2 separate regions of the Mus musculus genome follow, and region 1 is linked to region 2. The links are chromatin loops, found by intact Hi-C in ENCODE. Cell type or tissue: left cerebral cortex. All regions are shown on one strand.

What was found. A loop is a pair of places that touch in the nucleus more often than their neighbours do. Peaks named below come from ENCODE experiments on the same cell type or tissue, not always from the same donor. Only the 100,000 strongest peaks of a DNase experiment are listed, where the experiment ranks them.
Region 1: it touches region 2 in a loop (20-fold over the local background); 3 of 42 quality-filtered maps call a loop at or near these places.

The regions. Positions count from the first base shown.
Region 1 is chr5:42,267,700-42,275,699 of GRCm38, forward strand. No RefSeq gene overlaps it. Among named protein-coding and RNA genes, the nearest start is that of Gm16223, 200 kb to the left of the region's middle. In left cerebral cortex, no CTCF peak of the experiment used is centred here; DNase peaks (open chromatin) are centred at 2,812, 3,174, 3,591 and 4,504; H3K27ac peaks cover 3,958 bases.
Region 2 is chr5:43,229,089-43,237,088 of GRCm38, forward strand. It overlaps Cpeb2 (cytoplasmic polyadenylation element binding protein 2), which reads left to right and starts at 4,165. Exons shown (of 12, transcript NM_001368806.1): 1 at 4,165-6,000. The coding sequence starts at 4,375. It overlaps Gm7854 (predicted gene 7854), which reads right to left and starts at 6,266. Exons shown (of 8, transcript NR_028417.2): 1 at 5,864-6,266. In left cerebral cortex, CTCF peaks have their summits at 3,618, 4,645 and 7,601; DNase peaks (open chromatin) are centred at 1,657, 3,954, 4,723, 5,449 and 3 more places; H3K4me3 peaks cover 4,994 bases; H3K27ac peaks cover 4,762 bases.

The sequences.
Region 1 (8,000 bases), 960 kb before region 2:
GACATTCTGCCACTCCTGTCTTCTGTTTATCTTCTATGTACACAGGATGTGGCCATGTAAAACATGGATGTGATAATAGGCTTGGGGCAGAGCCCGGCCATAGTTCTTTTCTTCTTGTGTTTTCTGGATTTGCTGTTGTTTCTAGATCAAGCACTTTTGGACATCGTTGGACTGATAAGGGTGTGATTCAAATTCAACAGAAACATTAGGGTGGGTGCTGAAATATTATTAAAAGTAGAGGGAAGGATGAGGTTCTGTCATTTCCAGGAAAATAGAGGTATTTGGATAAGCATACTAAGCAAACCAAGAGTCTAAAAATGACAAATATCCCATGTTTTCTCTTATTTATGAATAAATGTATATCTCCCCTCTCTCTTTCTCTTTCTCAATGTGTGTCTGTGTGTGTGTGTATGTGTGTGTGTGTGTGTGTGTGTGTGTGTGTGTGTATGTGTGTGTGTGTGTAATAAAGAGAAGAAGCTCAGAGGAATCCTGCATATGCATGCAAGCCTGCTTGTTAGTGTTGAGAAGGGGCAGAATAAGCATCAGGTGGGCTTAGCTTGCTGCAAGCAGGAGGGAAAGAGAGAAGAGGGAGAGGGGAGGGAGAGAGAGAGAGACAGAGACCAACATATAGATAGATAGATGATAGATAGATAGATAGATAGATAGATAGATAGATAGATAGTCAGAGAGAGAGAGAGACAGAGAGAGACAGAGACAGAGAAAGACAGAGACAGAGACAGAGACAGAGACACAGGTACAGATGACATGAAATGTAATAAACTATCTAGGAGAACAGAGAAGACCAATGAGAGGTTAAAAAAAAACCAGTGGAATGTGGGGTAGAATATTCTCAAAATATATTATACATTTGGGTGATAGTGACATTATGTAACCAATATAATAAAAATAAAATTTTCATTTAAAATATAAGACAAGAAGATAAAAGTATATTTTTGTGATAGGGATTCATCTGTCCTTTTCTCTTATAATCTTATCCAAACAACAGGGCACAAATCTTAATGACAATTTTTATATTTCTTTGATAACAGTTTTATAAAGTCTTCCTTTCCACAAAACCCAAACATTTGGCTCAGCAGGTAGGAACATGCACTGTCATTGCAGAGAACCTGAGTTTTGTTTCCAGCATCCACAGTATGTGGCTCATGGTCACCTGTAGTTTCAGGTCCTGGGATCCAATGCCTTTGCAAGGACTTGTACTTATGCATGTATTCCCATATCCAGGTACACATATATACAAATAATTAAAAATAAAATCAATCTTTAAGAAAAAAATTCCCCGAAATTTGCTTGTCATTAGAACCAGTGACATCAAACAATGGTTATGAGAAAAGAATCCTGGCTTCAGGTATTGAGTTTTATGGCTTTGCAAGCTGTGCCTAGGGGCGTAGGGTGCCCATAACCAGTACCATGGAGGCTCCACACAGGACATGGCTTGTTCTCACATGTTTTTTAGTGAAGTTCCCCAGTGCCGAATGGAGCACTTAAAAGATGGGTGCCTTGGTAACTGCTCAGCAGATATGTGTTACCCTGATTTCCTAAAGAGGGCACAAGTTGAACCCAACCCTTGCTCTTCCTGTTTCTCTGCATCAACTTCAGTCCCAAGAGCTGCAGGCTTGTAGACATATGCAGGAATTTTTTGTACTTCTCATTATGCATGATAAATATCATTGTGATGCATAGTTTCTGCACAACGTTGGTACCGTGGTTGCATCTTCTCTATTGTTGAGAGAGAAGTCCAGACCTCTCTTTGGAAGCTCTCTTTCATTAGAATATCTCAGAAGACCTGAAGAACTTACAAAACTTGCACCTTCTTTTAAATACTTATATTGAAGCATATAAATCTTAATGTTTTGATATAGCCTAATATGTCACAGCCTGGCCTCAAACTCATTAAGCACAATGACCGTAGACTTCTGATCTGCCTTCTTGATGTAGAATTTCAGGCATGTCCCATCATGCCTGGTTTTATGTAGCACTGCAGATCAAATCCAGAGTTTTCTGTGTACTAGGCATTCTGCCAACTGAGCTATGTCCCCAGGCCCTTAACCACCCCCCTTTTTAAATAAAAAAATCAAATTAGAAACTATAAAAGGAATAACCCTTATTAAATCAGGAAAATTTTATTTTGCAGCATGCACAGGAAGAACATACAAATTCAAAATGGAGTGATGAGATGTCTTCCTGAGTCTCACTGTATTTCCATTTGACTGTGCAAACAACCTGTGATTCTTCTGGGATGGCTGAGGCCTTGGTAAAGCTGAAGCCCAAGCCTATACTGAGACCTCCCGTCCTTGCCCTCCTCTCCTACTTCTCTCAATCTCAACATGAGTGAAGATTGTGATTCTCATGTCAAGAAGAGACTGTACTAATGCTGATATTGTCTTCACAGGGCAAGAAGCTGAAGAGACAATCAGCTCATGATTTAAGTTCATACTTTAAGTAACTCATCTGTTGAATGTTAATCTAATGATGAGAATACCCTGATACTTGCCACCTTGCTGTCTCTAGACTGACATTTTCTCCATCCTGTACTCTAATAAGGAAGACATATATCAAATGATATCTTAAAATCTCCTTTATCCCTGATATCTCATATTTGGAGCAAAAGTATGCCATGATCAGAGATTTTCCCAGTGGGACCTCCTGACTATCAGTGCTAAAGCTACATAGGAACTTACTAAGAACTCACAGTTAATTGAATCATAAAGTCTGGGCTAGGACCCAGCAATCTGTATGTTAACAAGTCCTCTGGGGAATACAGATGCATGCCCCAGTTGGCGAAGCTCTGGTGTGGATCAATGGGCAATACCCCTTTCCAAGGAACAGCTGAGTCAGTTAACCCCTGGGAACCTCAGTCTCTTTATGTGCACAAATTGAATAGTTATACTCTTTAAAATGATTATCATGAGTTTTAAATGCCACATGAACACCTAAGACACAGTAGGTGCTCAGTAAATGCTAGCCAAAATTAAAAGACCAGGAAGCTTAAAAAGTATAATACAAAAAAAGAAAAAAGGATGAGCCATAGACTTCATTTTTTCCTTATATAACATCTTTAGCATTATATAATGTGCAATTTGCATGCAAAACATCCCACCCCAGGGCATCATAGAAGCCTTGAAAAATCCAATATTATGCAGACTGCCAGAGCTGGCTGCTAAACCAGGCTTAGAAACTAATTTTCCCTCTTTAAGGAGGTGACATTTGCACATTCAACACAGCAGCAATAAATTTAGGCTTTCTTACCACCCCCTGCTGTACACGGGGTTATTCTTTTTATCAATAGTGGAGTTATTTTTCTTGCAGTATCTGGAGCTGTTTTCCAGCCTCTCTTGCTCCTTCCATCCGTACTGTAGTTATCAGCAAACAGCTCATTAGAAAAACAACAACAAAAACCTAAAACAATTTTAATGGAAGAAATGTGATTTGAGCATTTAATTAAACTCCAAAATTACACTTTCCACTAATAATTGGGAATGCACTCCATGTCAATTAAAAACGGATTAACAGCAAAGGCTTGAAAATTTGGACTTAAACGTAGCCTGCATTTTGAAGATGTTTTTATTCTCAGAGTATACCAAGGGAACTACTCAGAGGAAACAAAGAAATGCTTCTTCTTCCTTGGAATTTTCTCAAAATTTAGAAAGCTTTTTCTTCCTCGCAGGTGGGTTAGTGCCAACGTTGACAGCCTATCTGTCACGTTCATGGATGTACAGGTATGTAAGCCACTGTAAACAAGAAAGCAGATTCCTGGGTGCTGAAATGATGGATCATGGGGCTAAAATTCAAATAAGAGCTTGAGAGATGGCTCACTGATTAAAGCACTCATCGTACAATAAAGAAGACCCGAGGAGTCTCACGAATGACCTATGGGTTTGGTGGCATGTCTGTAATTCCAGTCTTAGAAGAAAGCTGGCTAGGATGACAAGCCATATTGATGAGCTCTGGGTTCGAGTGAGAGACCTGGTATCAAAAGAATGACATGGAAGAGCAATGGAGGAGGATTTCTGATGTCACCTCTAGCCTTTACATTCATCTGCAAGCATGTAAACAACCATTTACAGTGCACCCATGCACATTGCCAACTTGCATGTACAATACACAGAAGACTTAAAAATAAAAATAACGATAAACTAAAGTCTGGTGTTTCTGGACAGATGCTGAATTAAAACCTGGGTCAATTGAACACAGGGACCATTTGTTCTTAATTAAGCACTGAGAATTTTTGAAGCCCACAAAAGCCAAGATGAGAAAAAAATCCCACTTTTGGGAAGCCATCACTCAGCAAACACTTGCAGAAGAAGAAATCATCACCAGGCTTGGGTCTCCTATTTTGAGCAAGTGCTTTCTTAGGAGCTCTGCCTGGGGATGTGGTTGCATCCAGACCACGGTGGGTTTTTTTGCTGTTGGCGCTGTTGAACCTATTAAACTGAAGATGCAAACTCATGAATTTGAAGTGTCAATGTGCTCCCACTCTTGGCTCTGCTATGGCTCCTGGAGTGTGGCTGGCAATCCCGTTTCTGCTATTCTTGGCTTTACTGACTCTCTCCTACGTGAAATCTCTAGAGGAACCTAGTGTTCTAGCACATTGTAAATGAAGGCAAGAGAGCATTTAACAGCACCTAGGACTCAAATAACTTTGTCTTTTGTGTATAAGCAGAGCTTTGGGAGGGAGGATAAAAGACAGGAGAGAGCCAAGGTCTCTAGCTTATTCAGAATATCCTAGGGGAAAATCATCTGGTAAATGGCAATCATTTGAGAGAGACATAAAAATGTTATCTTTCTTCTCCATGGAAATCTCCATGGCTATGCCTCTTGGGCAACTGTGAGCTCTTCTCTAGTTTCTTTGTCTCTATCTCTGTCTTATGGACTTCACCTCTGATTGGCTGACTTTTCTCTTCTCTTCTCTTCTCTTCTCTTCTCGTCTCGTCTCGTCTCTTCTCTTCTCTTCTCTTCTCTTCTCTTCTCTTCTCTTCTCTTCTCTTCTCTTCTCTTCTCTTCTCTTCTCTTCTCTTCTCCTCTCCTCTCCTCTCTTCTCTTTTCTTTTCTTCTTTTCTTTTTGTATTTCTAGTTCTAGTTCTGTATGTCTGCCTCTGCCTCATCTCTCCCTGCCTGATTCTGTTTCTCTGCTTTTATTTTTCTCTCTCAGATTCTATGTGTTTCTTTTTTCCCCCTTCTTCTCAGGCTTAGGCAGTCTATGTCTCCATCTTTGTCATTTGATGACTCTATGGCTCTTATTGTCTCTTTCGTGCTGACTTTCTTCCTGTTCTCTGACTCCCTTACTTTCCTGCCCCTTCTCTCATTCTTCGGATTTTTATTTTACTTCTTTTAATTGCCATAAGATTCATAAGACTAGTTAGATAATTGTCATCTAGGTTCTAGGATACTGGGAAAAAAGGAATATTGTCCAAAAAGCAATTATGATCCAGGATGATGACATCCTGTGGGATCTCTAAACATGCCTGCCATCCTATCCCTCTTAGTACTTGACCACTCGATAGCTACGCACTTGCACCCCAGAATATGAGAAAAAAAGCTAAAAGAAGGTTCACAGCCTATCACATATGCTCCCCTTTTCTCTTCTATAAAGAAATTGAGAACCAGATAGGAAGAGGAAAGGAGCACAAAGATAACTTGCTTCAGAGTAAAGATTGATATTAGCAATTTTTAAGTTAAAGGTGAAAGTGCAAAGATGTATTTGATGTAGCATTTATCAAACTGTGTATTATTCAACAAATATTTAATAAAGCTTTCTCTCTGACCTACTATGGTTCCAGTTAGTATATGATGTCCACAATGCATACTCAGAGATTCACAACCTGTCTGATGAAGCTGTGTGTCTTTGTGTTGGGGAATGTGTATTGTTTGGTTTGGAAATGATTCCCAAAGTGCCATATGACAGAGGATAATGTCTCTACCTTGTCACTATCGAGAGGTAGTGGAATCTTTCTTAGACAGAATCTAGTGGGAGAAAGTTAGACCTCTGTGGCCAAGCTTTGAAGAGTAATGGGTCCCTGGTTCATAATTTTCCTCTGACTTTCACTCCTGGCCATCATAGTATGAGTAGTGCCTTGTAGTGGGCTCCAGATAATGATGTACTTTCTTACCACAGATCTAAAAGCAACAGGGCCAACGAGTCATGGGCTAAAACCTTTAAGTCTAGAAACCAAATTAACTCTTTGTCCTTCTTAAGATGCTTATATGAGATATTTTATAATAGTAATTTAAGAAAAGCTGATGAACATAGGGGTATAGAACTGATTTGTATATGATGGATATAAAATTGTCAGTTTACATGACCACGTTTCTTTGAATACATCAATGAGATTCTCAGCAATAAAGAGAGTTTGAAAAATAGTTGGCTACAGTAGTTTTAGGGCTTCAGTTAGAAGTTAAGAATTTTCTGACTTTCAATCTAGGCTTTAAGATATTCCATTTGAATATCATTTAGGACCACTTGGCACACCTTTGTGGAATCAGTTTCATAACAGATCTGGCCAGGGAGATAATGGAAAAGTGGGCTCTAAGAGGTACCATATTCTTAATGATTGCATATTCTAGAGATATATATGGGCCTATGTCTATTAAACCTTTCCTTTAGCTTATGGGAAAATGAGCCAGAGGAGTTCCTATGTAGAACTGTGTATCTGGGGACAAACAGTAAAGAACTCACCCTTCTTAACATCTTGGTGATGCTCTCTGCTCCTTTATCTGCTTAGTCAGTATGATGCTAGTTCACAAGAGTCAGTCTTTTTCCTGTGGGAGGGAATTTCTCCCACATGAGGGGAGACTGATCACTGTCTGGGCCAGCTTTGAAATGTGTGCATTTTCCATGGTGGGTGTGAGGCAATGCCATCATTCTGGGCAACTTTTGCAGCAGTGAGTGTGGAAAAAAGGTCTCAAGTATTAACAATTGTTTGTACACCTCCAAAGCTTGGCTCTATTTGTCAAGTTAAACAAGTACTATGTCTGTACTGTAAAAACTCTGCTAGTCTGACTCTTCCCAGGAGGGCATGGCAGAAGTAGACAAGTCGGTGGTGGAAAGATGGGAGAAGAAAAGCTGAATAGTTTGTGTGCTTTGAAGGGAGGTGGAGCAGGAGCTGCAAAGGTCATTGCTGTTCTTGCTCCTTGGGTAATGGTGAGTTGCACTGTTCATCAATAGAGCCAGGAACCAGTGCAACTAGTGGGCCTATGACTTCTTCTTTTAATAAAACTGACCATAGTGTGATTTGCTGACTCCAAGAGCTGCATCCTCACTCAGAAAGAAGAGCAGTACCTTTAGAGTAAAGACACAACTGTCATGTCCCACTGCATTTTCTTCTCACCCTTGACCTATCTGCTAATCTCGCTAGATGGTTGGTTCAAGCACAAGAATGGATGACTCTATTCAACTGCAGCTGTCCCCCAAAGGGTTGTGTGACAGAGGGTCTATAGCTTATCAAAATGTTGAATTGTTTAACTTTGGCCAGGGATTAATTTCCTTTAGAATATTTTGGTTGGACAAAAATTAAATCATCTTACGTCTCAAAAGAAGATGTCATTGTTGATGTGGTGTGGTCAGAGGTCTGCCCACTGCTAAGTGACTTAGATGAGTGGGCACCACTATGATGAGAAAGAATGTGGTGAGGAAATGGAACAGAAAGAGAAGCAGGTAGTACACTGTGAGGAGAGGTGGAACTGGAGACACAAAGGTGGTAAGGGAGAGCCTGATGTGAGGAGCCTGCCCTGCTTTCTGAGGCCATGGTGATGTCCAGGCCCATGTTGCTTCAGAGGACCATGTCTGCATCTGTGACCTTGCAGCAGCAGGAGGTACATGTAGATGATAGTGGCCCATGTTACTACCAAAGGCCATACAATGTCCCTGGGACTTGTTGATGTTCAAGGGCTTGTTTCCTGGGACTATGTTGATATTCAAGGGCTGCATAGAGATGACCACACCCCTTGCCTGGGAGAGTAGGAGAAATGGTCCTGCCCCTCAG
Region 2 (8,000 bases):
ATAATGGCTGTTTGCTGTCTGGAGATGCTGTGAACCTGGTAGTTAGCTGTTTGGTACACAAGGTGAGATGCCATCTCAGCATGCCTAATCTACTTGCTGAAGGTGAGAGAATCCTGGAGAGTTGCTAGTCCCTGTGCTTGTGGGAAGTCTGAAGACACTGGGATGGGGTTTGTGAAAGACAGTAGTCTCATGGCGGGAGCAGGGCAGATACATGCACAAGCATAGGGGGCAGGTGGAAAGCACCCTTCACATCTCTAGAACTCTTTGTATATAGGACACTTCTAGAAGGTACTGCCTACTCTGGGAAAGGGTCTTTGCCCTCATTTAAGCCTTCTAGGAAATACTCTGCTAAGTTTGTCCAGAGCTCTGTCTCTTCATTGATTCCAGGTCCAATCAAGTTGACAACCAAGATTAATCATCACAAGCAGAGACTTAAAATAAGTGAAAGAGAGGCTTAGAAAAGACGGAGTGAGCCTGTTGGTATTAGGGGCTGATACTCTAGACAATGGAGACTGCGAGGTCAATGAGCTAAGAGGACTTGGCCTGATTTGTTTAAAATAATCACCCCATTCTAGGTCAGGAGGAGGTAAGGGGAATCAGGGGGAACCTTTGGTTATTAAAAGCATTCACTTATTCTGAGAAAGTATACTTAATGGGATTGACATGATGTTTTCCATCTTGAAAAGGGCATTTCGACTAATGTTTACAGTGAGATTATAATTTTAGAGTATTGGGAATAGTATACACTGCAGCTCACTCCATCACGTTCTTCCAACTGGAGACTTAGAAGATGAGAATACCGATCTAGGGGAAAAAGAGTGGTGCCCTGGACCAGATTGGTTGTGGTTGGAGTGTTCAGAGGTGAACTCTGGCAATAGCTTAACAGTTGGAGAAGCAGTAAGTTCTGATGATTTATACACGGTACAGATTGGGACATCAAGACTGGCTTCAAGGCTTTTGACCTGAGCAAATGCAATGGCAATTTGAGGTGTCTCTGAGCCATTCGCTTGGACATTTAAATAGGTACCAGTAAAAAGCAGAAGAGGGAGAGTAACCAAAGAGGAAGAACCAAAACTCAAGGGGCTTGGGTTTTGTTTTTCAATGATGGGAAGTGGTGACTGATATATTTTGTGTACCTGGGAGTGTTTCCAAGTGAGCAGAGAGATGATGATAAAAGGGAGGAAGACCTATTGAAGCTAGGACTTGAATAGGAGGGAGTAGGTGTGTCAGTGGAGGACCTGTCCTTAAGCAGGTAGCTAGGCCATCCATTGTAGCAAGTAGGAAAGTCAGGTGTCCATGGACAAAGGCAGACCTCAGGTGACTGCCTTCCTTTCTCAGTGAAAGAAGCAGTCAGGTATGCAGCTAAAGGTAAGACTAGGGGAGAAGTTCTGATAAGAGGTTTAAGATAGAATAGAAAGTACGATAAGGTCTTTTATGACTGTGGCCTTTTGGATTTTGTATCAATATGTATTTATGGATCTTAAGAATTGTGATTTGAACTCATTTGGATACATTTAAGCTAAAAACAGAATTCTTTGCACCCTCCAAGAATAAGGATTGCTTAATAATGTCTTTTAGTTGCACAAACATATGTGGGTTTGGGTGTATATAAAGTGGAAGCAAAAATATACATTTTAGTGCTTGCCCAGGATAGTGGGAGGGAACAAACGAACTGCTTATTTTGACTTAGGTACATCTGAGATACCAAGAAGTACAAATCATATTTAGCTAACAGAGAACAAGGAGTTATCTACATATCTAAGAAGATGGTGCTTATAACATCTAATCTTAGTCTAGCCTGAATCAACCCTTTAATTAATGGTCATAGAGTAAACATATTTTCAGATGAAAACAAGACCATAATATAGACTCCTAAAATCTGAGTTTGGAACCTATTGTAAGGCTACAAGCCCTTCACTTCCAGTACCAGCACCCACCTACACGTTACAGGAAACCTTTCTCTCTGGACATTTTCACACATGAGAAGCTCAGCAACTCCAAAGCTTTAAAAGTCAGAAAAGAACTTCCCCTCCTGTGAAAAATGGGGCCTTCAAAACCCTCTCCGAGGTGTTGAACTTGTGAGTAGAGGACATGGCAGATAGGATTTAGGATCTGTTGCATGGAAAATGAAGTTTGACCTCATGAATAATGACAAACGGGATGGCTCTTGTCCAGTTCAAGAGGGCTGTCAGTCCTTTGAAACAAAACCTTGCACTTAGAGCACTAAGCAGTCTTGTTTGTGTTCAAACACTGGTGCAGAAGGGCATTGAGGAGAATTTCAATAAGGGCTCTCCCTTCTCTGTCCTGGGCATAGACTGAGCTAGGGGGTGCTTACTGAAACTTTTTTCCAATCAAATACACTCTTACTTAAGAAAAAAAAAACACAACTACATCTGTTCTTAAGACTTCGTTGGCCTTAGTTCCTTATTGTATGCTTTATCCCTGTAAAATATATTAATACTATCTAAATCTTTGAGCTAGAAATGGACATTTGGGGAAAGGTTGAGACAGACTGGCATGAAACTTCTGTTGACATCAGCAATTCTCCTGCCCCATCCCCCCAAATGCTTGGATCACAGGCATGGACCTCACTGACACTGATAACTTATTGATAACTTTTAATTCTAATGTATGCTGCCTTTTACATATTGTAATTTAAAGGAAGCACTTTTCCAGATCAATATCTACCTTGTTTGTTAAATATGCTATTGAGATTAACTTTTAAACAACATTCTGCTTATCATGCTAATTTCTGAAGTAAATGAATTTTATAAAATATGTTTTTGGGAAACTTAGCTTATTAATCACACATAGATCTTATAAAGTATTTTCTTTTTGAAGTGCTGTTCTCTTTTTACTGATTATTTGACTTGCATACTTTTGAAATAAGATGAGGAACCAAATTCAACTGACAGGGGCTTCAGAAAGACATCTACCTAACTTCCTTAAGAGACTAGTAAGTTACAACATCATTAGTCCAGTCTGAATCAACTTTCTGCAAACTGTTGAGATTTCAGTAGGTATTTCTGGAATCCATTCAGTAATTTCAGTTTTCTAAGCACCAGGAAAACTTAAAAATAAAAACTAAGAACATACAATTCTTTATTATGTCGTGTGGATCAGTTATCATTGGACTAAACAGTCAAGTGTGGTTTTCTCTGTGTAAAATGTTCCTGTGGGGAGGAATTACACTGGATTAAGTCCCCATCCAGCGCTCCTCTGTCTACATGGAAAGCCTTTCCCCTTCCACTTTACAAGCCTCAACAAGTCCGCTGCTGAGTCACAATCTCCTTTCCCCCCTGATGTGAGAAATCTTTCTCCCTTGAAAATTAATAAAGCTTCGGAAATGTTCCGATGAGAGTCTCCCGGGGGAAGGAAGCCAGAAAGAACTTGTAGAGGAGGAGTCCGGCACCCCTGGGTTGTGGTGACAGCGCACCCAGGGCTTGCAGCAGCGGGGCCAGGAGGAGCTGGTCTCAGAACCTACTCAGAGCTCTCCTGCGCGAGTAACCACGCAGAGCCCTGTCGGCTCCCAGACTTTGTTCCCCTTGCTGAAGTGGAAATGTTTGCTGCAAAAGGCGCCGGTGTTTCGCGTTTTACTCTTAAAAAACAAACAAAAAAAAATGCCTTCCAGCGGTGGCAAGGGTGGGTGACAGCACGCGCGGCTCGCACCCGACCACAGAGCATGGGACCTTCTAGAGTCCTGCAAGCTTAGCGCCCTAGTCCTGCTAGCAGGTCTGGGACAGCGGCACTTCACGTGACCCCAGGGGCTGGGACAGGGCGGGGCCTGAGGAGGGGGCGCGTGCGACAGGGGACAGGAGGGGCGGTTGCCCAGGAACCGTCCGCAACGCCCGCGCGTGCTCGCCTCCGTGCGCACGCGCACGGTGCTCGAGACCCATTAGCCGTCTCCCCAACTTCCACCGGCTTTTTTTTCACCCCCTTGGGCTCCATTCAAGGTCCTGGACTGAGGGACGCGCCGCGCGCGCCCGCTGCCTCGCAGGGTCCACAACGCACGCTAATGAGGGGCGGGGCGGGGCGAGGCCGGCGGCGGCGGCGGCGGCGCGCTCGCGCGTGCCAGGGCGCGCGACAAGGGGCGGCGCGATTGTGAGGTGGCTGCTGACGCACGTTCCGGGGTTCTTAAGCGGCGAGGGCGGCGGCGGCCGAGGCAGCGGCGGTGGTGCCGGAGCCGGTTCCGGGAGGCGGCGGTGGCCTCCGTGAGGGGCGGCGGGGCCCCAAGTCGGTGCCCCGGCTCAGTCACAGTGTCCCTTTCCCATTGACCCCATCCTTCCACCACGGCCGCGCCGCCACGGCTCCCGGGGCTTTCTAGGCGGGGCAGGGGACGGGGTGCGTCTCCTGCCGCGGCCGCCGGCCTGATAAATGCGGGACTTCGGGTTCGGGGTGCTGCACACTGCCCTGCTGCGCAGCGGCAGCCCACGATCCTCGCCCGGCGGCAGCGCCTACCGGCCCTTCGCCGCCGGGCCGCCCGCCACGCCCTTCGGCCCGCTGTCGCCGCCGCCGTTGCCTGTCACCGGCTTCTCCGAGGCCGCCTCCCCCTTCGCCATCCCCTCGGGCGGCGGCGCGGCCAGCTCAGCCGCAGCTTCCTCTTCCTCCCCGCTCGTGGCGCATCCCCAGGCCGTGCAGGATGAGCTACTGCTCGGGCTGACACAGCAGCCGACGAGGCCGCTCTCGGGGGCGGCGGCCGCAGAGCAGCTCCCCAGCCACCACCCCGGCGGCGGCACGAACGCGGGTGTGACCCACCTCCTCCCCTCCCAGGACTTCAAACCGAGTCTGCACCACCCCTCCTCCTCCTCCGCCTCCTCCTGCTGCTGCTGCCGCACCTCCTCCCCGCAGGACTTCAGTAAGCGGCAGCAGCAGCAGCTGAGCAGCCAGAAGAGGAAAGAGTTGAGCCCGCCACACCGTCCCCACCCTCCGGACGCGAAGCCGCCGCCGCCGCCGCCGCCGCTCCACTGCCCCGGCCGCTTCAGCCCAACACCGCCAACGCCGCCACCACCGCCCGGGCCGCTCCTGCAGTCGGCGCCGCTCGCCCAGCGCTCTCAGCCGTTCAGCCTCCCGCACACGCAGCACCTCCCGCCGCAGGACTTCGCCCAGCGGCAGCGCCCGGTCGACCTGCCCCAGCTCCCGCAGCTCCCGCCCTCGCCGCCCGCAGCTCCGCGGCGCCGCCACGGAGGCGCGGGAAGCCCTCGCCAGACCCCGGCCGCGGGCGAGGGCAGCGCCGCCGAGCCCCCCAATGCGGGCTTGCCCCCCTCGACGCCGCCGGTGAACCCCGCGCCGGGCTCCATGGAGTCGCCCAACCACCCTCTGCTCAACAGCCCCAGCACCCTCCTGCCCGGCGCGGCGCTCGGCACCAGCGCCTTCAGCAGCCTGCAGAGCCCGGACCTGCCGCACCCCGGCGGCGGCGGGGGCGGGGGACCCCCCGGAGGGGGAGGCGGCTCCGCGTCTCCCCCACCGCTGCCCGGCTTCGGCACCCCCTGGTCGGTGCAGACCGCGTCGCCGCCGCCGCCCCAGCCTCCGCCGGCGACCCAGCAGCAGCCACCCCAGCAGCCGCAGCCGCCCCAGCAGCCGCCGCAACCACAGCCCCCGGGCTCCTCGGCTGCCACCCCGGGCAGCGGCGGCGGCGCGGGCGGCTCTCTGAGCGCCATGCCGCCGCCCAGCCCGGACTCGGAGAACGGCTTCTACCCCGGGCTGCCATCGTCCATGAACCCGGCCTTCTTCCCGAGCTTCTCGCCGGTGTCGCCGCACGGCTGCGCGGGGCTCAGCGTGCCGGCCGGCGGTGGCGGCGGCGGCGGCGGCTTCGGCGGCCCGTTCTCTGCTCCCACGGTGCCCGCGCCGCCCGCCATGAATTTACCTCAACAGCAGCCGCCGGCGGCGGCGCCGCAGCAGCCGCAGAGCCGGAGGTCACCCGTCAGCCCGCAGCTGCAGCAGCAGCACCAGGCTGCCGCAGCCGCCTTCCTGCAGCAGAGGAACTCGTACAACCACCACCAGGTAAGGCGTGCGCGGTGGGAACAGGAGCCGCCAAGCCCCCTCGAACGCCCCGGGCGCTCCGGCTTGGCGGCGGACCCGGGGTCGGGGCAGCACTCTCGGGAAGGCGGGCGGAGAGTGAGCAGCTAGGGCTGGGTCCTTCCCCGGGGTGACCGAGGGGACCAGAACTGGGGTTGTTCCCTTCTGGAGTTTGTCCTGAGCTGGGCTAATGAAGCCGAGGCGGCACCTGCAGCCGCACCCGCGGGCTGTCAGAGCTGGGAGGAACTGTCAGTCTGCGCGCGGCGGGCGGCCGCGGGCTGGAGTGCTCTCGACTTCTGCTCTTTTTAATGTTTGGTCACATCTTGAAGGGTTGAAGACCCAAGGCGCCCTTGAATCTAGGTTTTAATGTGTTTCCTCCTAGATGTCTCGACATGGGTGTGTACCGGAATCAGGGGGTATGCGGTATCATGAAATGACACCAAGCAGGCGCTTGGCTACTCTGTGTCCTTTCTGACTCAGGATGTTTTCTGTTATTGCCCCCAACCCGGACTCCGCCCAAGGCAGATTTTGGGTGGCCGTTGAGTTCGCTGATGTTGAGAGTTTCCTTGACCTTTAGTGGGGATAGCATTTATTATGGTGATCATTCGAAATCCAATGTCAAGATGAGGGATTGTCATGGAACCAAAATTTGACCTTAACTGGTTCTTCTCATAACTTTTCTGTTGACCAAAGTTTTCAAGAATGGATGCTGATTAAATTAACCAACGTCACAGTTAACAGTCTATCGAAATTAACCCAAGTAAAAGTTAACAGATTTGTTGGATTGTCTTTTATGCCCCAAGAATGGGGAAATATCAACTTTTGAAGTAATACACAATTTCCCATGGCTTATATGAGCAACTGTCTTTTGTGTGTCGGACTCTTCTCTTTTTAACTACAAGTTTGCCATTGAAATTGATAAATAATTTTGAATTCCCACAGTCAAAATAGAACGTTAGCAGGACATACTGCCGTGATTTGTATTTAACTGTAGTGTGCTCCAATAAACAAAAAGAAATGGGTTTTACCTTGGACTGTAAGAGGTCACACGGCTTTCATATGGAATTTTAGGTCACTGGAGAGGAACTTTGAACTGTGAGTCATTTAGTAGGCAAAATAAGGCCCTAGTGCACTGGGTAATTGTGCCTTGGCTCCTGGGCTGTGCTTTTCAGCTATGAGGACGGAGGAGGCTGTGTTTGCATGATTAAATTAGCATTTAAAACCCTGTAGTAGCATCCATTATCAAGGTTTTAAAATTTTCTTAAAGGAAACGTTTAACTTTATGATTACCATATTTATTGGGTTTTAGAAAGTCATAATCTATATTTCCACTGTCTAAATATTCCCAGAAAAATTTAGCCTTAGTTTATCGACAGTACAAATACTAGCAATTCCCAGGTCCTTTTAAAAAATGTACTGTGAATTTTCCATGTTTCGATGACTTAACTTGTCATCGACTCTATATTTGAATATAATTTGCTTTTGAATGTCAATGAACTTAACAGAGACTTGCCTTAAGATTACTAAAAATAAGCAAAGCCTGTGGTTGTTTATTGTGTATCTCAGTGGATCCACCTATGGGTAGCATCAGATAATTGCTTAGCAGTTCAAGGATAATTAAGTGAAAAAAAGAAAAGAAAACTGGAATAAAATACCTTAAAAGTTAAATTAACAATTCAGGAAAATGAAGTTGGGTTTTTTGTTTTGTTTGTTTGTTTGTTTGTTTGTTTCACCCTGTATTGACGTGTCCCTTAAAGGCATCTTCAATTCATTCTTAATGTTACCACTGTTTTTTGTTTTGTTTTGTTTTCCCAGAGTAGCCCAAACTGTTTAGAAAGCCTAAGGTCTAAAAAATTTGCTCCCATAGCTGAGGTCATTAAGAACATTTAACTAATACTAATTTAACGAGTAGAATATTGGTTACTTTAAGGATTTTCAAAGCTAACTGCAGCTTCAAAGTATATTTTTAGTAACTATCACAAGAC